Linked DNA regions of Mus musculus: region 2 is linked to region 1. A link is a contact called in ENCODE POLR2A ChIA-PET data. All regions are on one chromosome and are shown on one strand. The core of a region is the stretch at or near the end of the contact, and the rest is flanking DNA. Distances in the headings are between cores, read along the strand shown.

Region 1 (4,536 bases), core at 899-3,398:
CGATGAGGCAGATGTTATCCTGTCCTCTGTGGGGTTGGGGAGGAGGGAGGGGACAGAATGCAGTGACCTTTAGACTCTATTTTTTTTTTCCTCCCTCAGAAGGAAGGAAAAAAAATCCAGTCAAATGGCAGTCCTTCTTTGCGTTCCTATTTTACTAGGAAAGGAAAGACCAGGCAGAAGACAACTAGTTGCTAAGGCTAGTCTGGGGATTGTCTGTGGACGTGTTGCTGGGGATTCAGTCAGCCACTGTGCCCCCCCCCCCCATCATTGTTTTCTCTCTTCCACTGTATGGCCACCAGATACACAGCAAAATGTTAAAATCAGAATCACGACTATAAGTTCTCTCATTGTCACTATAGCATTGTAGTGAGAGGGAAGTGTCCCCGGGCTGGGCTTGTGACTCAGGTAACAGAGTTTCAGCCTAACATTCATTGGTAAAGCCCTGGGTTTGGTCCTCAGCACCATATTAAACCAACATGATGGTACGGGTCTATTTTCCCAGGAGGTAGGGGCAGAAAAATCAGAAGTTCAAGGTCACCTGTGGAGGCAAAGCAGGTTGGAGGCCAGTTAAGCGATACATGAGACCCTGTATCCAAAAAAAACGAAAGAAAATACTAACAAGAAGTAAGTTTTGGAGCAGATAGACCTGGGTTCACATCTTAGCCTCTTGGCACACCTAGAATGGGTCCTTGGGCAGATCCTGCCATCTTTGTCTGTTTAGTGGTGTGTTTATGATTATAAACAACCAACCTCAAAAGTTAGTGTCTAAAAACAAGCATTTTATTTTACTTCATAAAACTGGGGAATGCTGACACAGCTTGGCTGTTGGGTCACGTGCCATGGACTGGGTCAGGTCATGGGTGGTTAGTTTGTCTGGACACAAGGTCCAAAATGGCTTCTCTTCCTATGTGTGACTTTTCTCATCTCTCTCTCTCACAGAGTGGCTGGACTTCTAACATGTTGGTTCAGGGTCTAAGAACGAGTGCTTCAACACAAGAAGATGTCCAAAGGCTTGGGTCAGAAAGAGGGTAGCAGTCACTGTATTCTATTGGGCAAGCATGTAATGGGAAAACCGACAGAGAACTTGAGGCTATCTCTAATCTGCTCAAAAAAAATGAGGATAAAAATACACACACACACATACAAAAAAAAAAAAAAATCCTGAGAATTTAATGAGATAATGTATTCCGAGGCAGATTTACCAGGAAGCTAATAAAACTTCAACCATGGGGCTCTCTAATTGAGCGGTCTCTTCGAAGTCCTGCCATCTAGTTTTGCATGACTAATTTTTTCTTTTTTTTTTTTTTTTCTCTTTTATTTTTAGTGCTGGGTGCTAAACCCAGGACCCCGAACATGCCAAACACAAAAGTCTACCGCTGAGCTAAGCCTCCAGGCCCCTTTCCCCTTTTATCTTAAAATGGACCCCCAAAGTGTATAAGAATCAGGACCTGCCAACCCTGGCTCTGTCCCCAGTGCCTGTAACAATCCCCATTGAGCCTGCTGCCTGGCACAGAAGGCTTCTCTGCACATGGCCCCTGTGTGTGCTGGCTGGTGCCTGGTTCCCCGTGTGCCTGAGGACAAGGTTCTTCCTCGCACTGTCCTTTCCTGGATTTTTTTTTTTCCTCTTCAGGATCATTTATTGTCCTTTTTTCAACATGAAAGTAAAACACACTGAGAATGATTTCATAATCACAAAACTGCCCTCCCAGTTGGCCCCTGCATCTACCCCCTGACCTCGCCACCCACCAGGGAGGAGGGCCATACCCTGGGCATCCTGCCAAGTTCTTGGCTGGCCGGGTAGCTCTCTGGAGGAAATCAAGCTGCAGAGAGGGAAGCCAGCAGGGGGAGGCAGCATTCCCGGGGCCCAGCTTGGTCTGGGAGGCATTGAAATTCCGGGCAAAGTCCTGAGACAAAGATCATAATGAGACAGGAAGGTGGCATGGGAAGGCGCCATTTGCATGACAATAATTGAGCCAAGAATAGCAAACTGGAGGGATGCAAGGGTGAGGCTAGCAGCTGAGCTGGGCGAAACCTCACAAATCAGTCCACCCAGCTCTGCTCTGCAGGGGGAGGCGGAGGCTGAGCCCTGTGCCAGGCTTTTTGGGGAGGGAAAGAAAGACAAGGACATGAGCCCCAAGGGATTGTGGGAACTCTAGTTTAGCTGGACTTTGCCTCCCTCCTCCCCCTGTAGCCTGGAGGTGCCTTTGTTTGCCTTCTCTTCAGTGGGCTTTGTGGCATCATGGCTGCTCAGACAGATTTCTGGGATGCTATTGTGATTGGAGCAGGCATCCAGGGCTGCTTTACCGCGTACCACCTGGCCAAACACTCCAAGAGCGTCCTCCTGCTGGAGCAGGTACACTGTGCCTTCTGCCCTTCTGCTATATAAGACTGTCCCCTCTTCTTTCCTCTCCTAGGGAGGGCTTTCCAGAATTTTTGGGCTATAAGTGAAGCCAAACGGTCAGACATCAGGAATTCTGTGCACTTCGTAGCTTCGTAGCCACTTCACGTGGATCTTGACAATGCAAAGAAAATTCCCACCCTTAAGTCCACGTGAGGTTTCTTGGTATACTCTTTTAAGTCTCTTAGTTCTTGCCCCGGATCAAGAAGTGTCCCACTTCTTTTCATTCTTGCAACCCTGTCTTGTCTTTGCCCACATGGTTGATACAACCAGAAAAAGAATCAATTCTGCTCTGGGTAACCTTAAATAAAGACAGTTTTGCCTAGAGGCAAAGGCTGATGTACCAGCTTTGGAGAAAGCTGCGTTTTCTCAGCTGCTCCTTCCAGAACCTAGCAGGAGCTGCTGTTGAATTCTTCCACCTTTGGGTAACAGCGACCTCCTCACTTGATGCCCGGGAACTAAGACACAGGTCGTCTTTCCTTAAAGGAAAAGTGATCACATGACTGCTTCAAATGAGGGTGGCACTGGGACCCTGCAGGGCCCCTCAGGGGTGGGGCCTATGCAATCTGTCAAGTTGAGTTTTCTACCCCTGTGGCTTCTTCCTTTCCATTCTGCCTTGCAGCTCTCTGAGCAGGTTACCACATCCTGGGAATTGTCTTCAGTTCCTCTGTTTTCCCAAAGCCCAAGGGATTTCTGTTACAACCTGCAGGAAAACCTCCATTTTGCTTCACCCCGCACCCCCCTAATCCTAAGATTGCTCCCTTATCCTGGGTACCTGAAGGCTCAGTGAGATGACATCCTTTTCCTGATCCGGAAAACCATGGGGCTCGATTTGCATAATCTGGAAGGTTTTCTGACTCTGCTTTTCTAGGCATCTAAGCAGGGTGTGAATTCAGTGGGATAATAGAAGGTTATTAACAAATGGATGGGTGGCTGCCAGGGCTATTTACAAAAGGAAAAATTTAGTCAGTGCTGAGGTACTATTGCTAACCAGAATGCCTGGCCAATCAGTGGGCCTCAAGGAGACCTGGAAGTATGGAAATATTTGAAAATATCTAGGCCTGGCGATGAGCACCTGAAAATCCCAGTTGCTCAGGAGACCAATGTAGGGGGATTGCAAGCTTAAGGCCTGCCTGGGCTACATAACATGACAGTGACTCAAATAAGAAATAAAAAGAGGTCTAGGGCAATAGATAGCTCATCTGCAGGGCACCTACTTGCCTCCTTTGTGCAAGGCCAGAGGTCTAGGCCCCAGGATTAGAAAGGAACCATTTGAAGCCTAAGATGGCTCCTAAAGAACAAAGGGAAGGCTGAGCCAAAGGGCAGTGACTTCCATTGTCTTTCTTGTCTTTCTTGTCAAGTTCTTTCTTCCCCATTCCCGAGGAAGCTCACATGGACAGAGCCGCATAATCAGAAAGGCTTATCCAGAGGACTTCTACACGATGATGATGAAGGAATGTTATCAGACATGGGCCCAGCTGGAGCGTGAAGCCGGAACCCAGTTACACAGGTGGGCGAGGGAGGAAGACCAGGAACACAGGGGACCCATCCCTCCAGGTGCTTTGAATGTGTGATGCTGTAAGGTGTGAACTTGAAATGCAACTGGAGGGACACAAGCCCAGGAGGGAGGTGCCAGTCATGTGGAGGCCTTCTGCTCACTGTCACAGATGCTGCTGGCCTCTGTACCTTTGAGTTCCAGGCCTGGTTAGATCCTGTGACCAAGGCTCTTACAGGTTGTTTTCTGAAAACTTAGAGGATGACCATGGACAGGTATCTAGAGCAGGCCTGCGCAAAGCCTTCCAGAGCCATCTTATAGGGCCTGCGTCAAAATCTATATAATTTTTTTGTTTTTTGTTTTTTGTTTTTTGAGATGGTTTCTCTGTGTAGCCCCGGCTGTCCTGGAACTCACTCTGTAGACCAGGCTGGCCTCGAACTCAGAAATCTGCCTGCCTCTGCCTCCCAAGTGCTGGGATTAAAGGCGTTAGCCACCACCGCCCGGCTAAAATCTATATTCTAACTCATGTCCTAACTTAAAAAATAGTATGTATAATGTATGTGTATGGATGTTTTGCCTACATACTTATATGTGCAACTACATATGTGCCTGGTGCCCAGAAAGGTCAAAAGAGAGTATTCAA
Region 2 (4,536 bases), core at 1,245-3,744, 89 kb before region 1:
TTCAAAGTAGAGATGTGGGGTTTGTGTGCAGGGCAGAAAGGTGATCTTCTGGCAGAAGATAGTTTAAACTCTTTTGCAGGAGTGCTCTGGGCTGAGCGGCTGAGAAGGATCAAGCAGCGCAGCGGGTGATCAACCCAGCCCCACCCCCACCCCCTTCAGTTGGGGTGGGAGAGCTCACAGCTTTCCAGCTCTCAGCTGCTTAAAACTGCCTTTCCGGAGCCACCGAACACAATCCTGCCCCAGCAGCAAAGAATTTTGAGGCGAAGGGCTCGCTGAACCAGAGCAGAGAAGAGAAATCGGCGCCCAAGGGCAATTTTAATTGTCTAACCCGGCCCGATTTCCTAAGAGGCAGCAGCGGAGTAGGGAGGAGGGAAGGGGGAGGAGGGAGGCAGCACCGGAGTGGCAACAGGGGGCAAGATGCAGAGAAAGGGATCAAGCCTGCAGAGCCTAGCCCTGGTCCTCAAGAAGCTTCTGCAGAAAGGGCTCATGGGCTACCTCCACCGTTCTCCCGAAGACGTTTGCAAATCATATATGCAGCCAAAATGGCGCTGAGAATAAAAATATAATTTAAAGGCAGGTCGCCATATTGTAAACACAGAGGCAGAGAAGTGGTCTTGAGAGACACCATTCATGATTTCCTGCACCATCGTAAGCACCCGCTCTCCTGAGTCAGGACCAGGGTTAACTGGGTGGCCGAGGCTCCGCGCATTAAGCCCAAGGAGAGCCCAGCCAGGCAGGAGCCCTAAGGGCGGCGGGCGCGCGCGGCCGCCAAGCGGCACTGGACCTGGAGCTCCTCCCCTTCCTCCCCCGCCGCCGCCGCCGCCGCCGCCGCCGGCCGCACTCGGCCGCTCAGTCCCGGCTCCCAACCTACAACCAATCTCAGATGGGGCTCACCTCACTCCTCCCAACCCCCATCCCGGGGTCAAGACACGCCGCTGCTCCTTCCCGCAAATTGGCCGGATCCCGGCAAATACCAAGGGCGCAGAGGCGCTCGCCCCAGCGACTAGAGAGTCGGCTAGCGGCTGCAAGCTCCCGTTATTTCTACAGGCCTGGTGAAGGAATGTGCTGAGTAGGGTCTGCCAAGGGGCTCCAAAGGGGTCCCCAGCCCTTACCAGCACTGGAGGTGGAAGGCGGCAGGGCAGTGATCGCAGCACAAGAGATCCCCACCTTCCTTGCAGCTATCGCAGCTGTCGTGGTTGGTGGCCCTGCCGCTTCTCCGGGACTCCTTCTCGGGCTTCCGACTCCGCTTTTCTGCCTCGTCCGTCTTGGGGGGAGCCAGCAGAGCTTGGATTTGCTGCACACACATACAGACGGCATGTGTGCACATTCGGAGCTCCCGGGTAGCCCGTAGTCCCACCGGCGCCGCTTCTCCGTCACCCACCCCTCTTCCCCCTTTTGTCCTTCTTCCTCCCATCCAGGCTGCTTCCAGAACCTCTCGGTCCCCGGAATCAAGGGGAGCCCACCCTAACTGCGTTCCTGCAGCACAACAAGAAAAGCTCCTTCCAAATGGGGAGGACCAGGGTAGGGGGATGGGGAGAGGGTGCGCGGTTCTCTTCTTGCCACTTCCTTGTATGGACAGTGGGGGACTCCAAAGCCCGGCTCGGGAGAGGCCCGAAGCTTGGTACCCGGACGTGCAGGGGGAAGCACAAAGGGGCCGACAAGAAGGGGGTGGGGAGGCCTGCCGGTGCAATGAAATGGAGTGGGCTGAAGCCTCAGGGAGCGAATCGAGGGCGGCTGGTAGGTGAAACTGCTGCAGACGTCCTCGGAAGCTAAGCTCAGTCCCCCAAATTGCAAAGAGGGGAGGAAGAGACTGGGTGAGGAAGAACAACCCCCCCTTTTCCCGGCCCTCTGGCGCTTCGAGCTTAGGGCCGGCTTTGTGGGGCGGAGGTACCCTCCTGGCACTGGGGGGAAAAGGATGAGGGCCACTCTTACCTCCATCAGCCCCCCCGACGTGTCCAAGTCGTACACGATCGTCTTGGTCTCCATTTTCTCCCACATTCATCCACCTCTCGGGCTGGGCGCTCTCTGCTCCGGCCCCCCCAGCCCCGGGGGGAGGGGGGAGGAGGGGAAGGGGGCACCTCTGACCCCCGGTCCCCTTCTCTCTTCCCAACACAGGTTCCGACTTCCTCGCCCTGGCTCCCCCCCACCCCCCGGCCCCCAGTCCCTGGGACGGCAGCGTCCTCCCCACGGGCCGCGAGAGGGGAGCAACCCCTCAGCCCCGGCCCAGCGGCTGGCTGCACAGTGGATCCCGGCTCCGGGGGTCAGGCCTCGGCGGGGGCCTAGGCCCACAGGCTAAAGCTGGCGCTGGCGACCGCTGGTCCGGCCGGGAAGGCTAGCGGGCGCTGCCATCCCGGGCTTGGGGGACCGGAGGGGGGGGTGAGAGGTTAGGTGAGGTTGTGGTTCGTGAGGTGACTCTGGGGAGGATGATGGGGGGTGGTCCCCGGGCTCCGCCTCTCGCCGCCGCTGCCGTCTGCGTCCCGGCTGCCGCGCACTTGGCGCAAACTTACCGCGAGCGCCCGCAAAGCCACCCGCGCAGGCGCCCCGGGATCGCCGCTCGCCGCGCGCAACCGCAGTGACAGCCGGCGGCCTGGCTCCCGCGCAGCCGCGGTGATGGGGTACCCCCCGGCGCGCAGCCGCGCTGGCATTCGCCCGGAGCCCAGAAGCCCCGCCTCTCCGCCGTGCGCCGGCGTACTGCGATTGGAGGGCGGAACCTGAGGCCTCGCTTAGGCGCCTGGGAAAGCGCGTAGGGGTCACGGCGCAGCCGCAGGAACTGGAAGACGCATCACCCATTGGTGTTTGTGTGCGGACCACGGGCTCTGGTCCCGCGCAGGCGTGTTGGGTCGCCACCCTCCCGTCCCCTCACACAGCCGCCTCACGCGCAGGCGCGTTGTACCTGGAGGCCTGCACAAAAAAAAAAAAAAAAAAAAAAAGCTTCTCCTTTCGCCATTTTGGTAATGAGATTTGGGGCTACCATGCCCTTGGAGTCCTCAGTCACGACCAAGGAGGAGCGTGGGATGCTGTATGGAGCTGGTAGCTTTCGGCTGCAGCAGTACCCATATGGATGGTGTAGTGGACTGTTTGTCTCCAGTGTCAGGTGTGTCTGGACTAGGCCGCCATATTGGTAAAGAGGGAAAAAAAAAGCATTGCGACAAAAAAAAAAAAAAAAAAAGACGCTTTTGGTGGCAGATCGGATGACTGCTCTTTCCACTTCATTTCCACTCTCAGCACCTAATTTTAGCACGAGCATTGCTGCCTTGGGTCCCGATGGAACCCAAGATATTTCAAGCTGTTCTTACCCTCTCTTAACCACTGTCCCTGTGAACTACTCCGAAAGAGGAAGTCAAAAGCCCAAACAGTCCGTAATCCTGACAACGCCCAGCTACCTGCCTACAGCTGACTTCAATCCCCATCTTGCAACGCGCAGAGTTCAAAGGGTGAACGGGACCGCTTTGCACTCTGGTAGTTAGACTCGCGATGGATCTGATGGATTGTGGGAGTTGTAGTTCAGCCTTCAGGCGCTGCACTGGACCATAGGATGTACACGAAGAAAAGCCTGCCGGGAAAGGATACTTTTGAGAGCTGCCGTATTGCACACTGGGGTTTGTAGTTTGAGCCCCTCACCTCGCATTCTGAGCAGAGAGACATACCTCTCTTTGGGTGTGCGCTGTTATGCCCTTGTTATCACTTTCCAATATGGACAGATACTCTGCCTAATTGCGAATGAATGAACCCCACTAGGCATTAATTAACACTGGTGACATGCAGCTATGTCCTGCCGTTTCTTTCTTTCGTTTGTTCGTTCTGTTAAGACAGTCTTACTCCGCAGCCCTAGAACTTGTTATGTAGACTAGATAGGTCATGAACTCACAGAAATCCGACTGCTTCTGCCTCCGGTCCCATTTCTGGGATCGACGTGTGCTACTACGCCTGGAATCTCCTAAACTCATTTTTATGTTACTACACACATTATTCTCAGACCCGTAAACCTGGGAGGGACTTAGAGACTATTTGATTTAAATTCTTCATTTCCAGGTACAGAGTGGAGAGTGGTTTGCTTAGACGCATATTGAGTTTATAGCAAACCTAAAAAGGAAACATTTCTTGATTCACAGGTCAGACTTTGTCCCCTACACCGTGTTTACTGTCTCTGAGAAACTATTGCTCCTTCTTTTAGGACAGTCAGGACTGTAAGTCAAAGGGGATATAAATATCTGTGTGAAGTTTTAGTGCTTTGTGAAGTTTTAGTGCTCTCTCTCTCTTTGTCTCTCTGCCTCTCTCTCTCTCTCTCTCTCTCTCTCTCTCTCTCTCTCTCTCGGCCCTGTATTAGTGCCTAGAAAGAATAACGTTATGGGGAAGTGAAGAATGCATGCAAACTGGCTGCTCTTCCGTTGCTATGGCCAACAATAGACTAGCAGCTATAGGAAAGAACTGCGGTGTGACTCTCAGAGGAGAGAGCTGAGCTAGGCTCCTTGAAGGGAAGAAGCCAGGCTTTATGCCTCCTTCCTGCTACATAACCTCAGAAGCTGGAACCTCATA

What was found. ChIA-PET counts read pairs that join two places held with the same protein, here RNA polymerase II (POLR2A).
Region 2: POLR2A ChIA-PET joins it to region 1 with 11 read pairs in embryonic stem cell. The contact joins the promoter of Phf12 here to the promoter of Pipox in region 1. POLR2A ChIA-PET finds 5 or more read pairs at or near these places in 3 of 5 experiments (Patski and embryonic stem cell).

What each region holds. Positions count from the first base shown.
Region 1 is chr11:77,891,484-77,896,019 of GRCm38, reverse strand. Pipox (pipecolic acid oxidase) reads left to right here and starts at 2,148. Exons shown (of 8, transcript NM_008952.2): 1 at 2,148-2,353; 2 at 3,760-3,908. The coding sequence starts at 2,240.
Region 2 is chr11:77,980,774-77,985,309 of GRCm38, reverse strand. It overlaps Phf12 (PHD finger protein 12), which reads right to left and starts at 2,494. Exons shown (of 15, transcript NM_174852.3): 1 at 1,933-2,494; 2 at 1,113-1,294. The coding sequence starts at 1,998.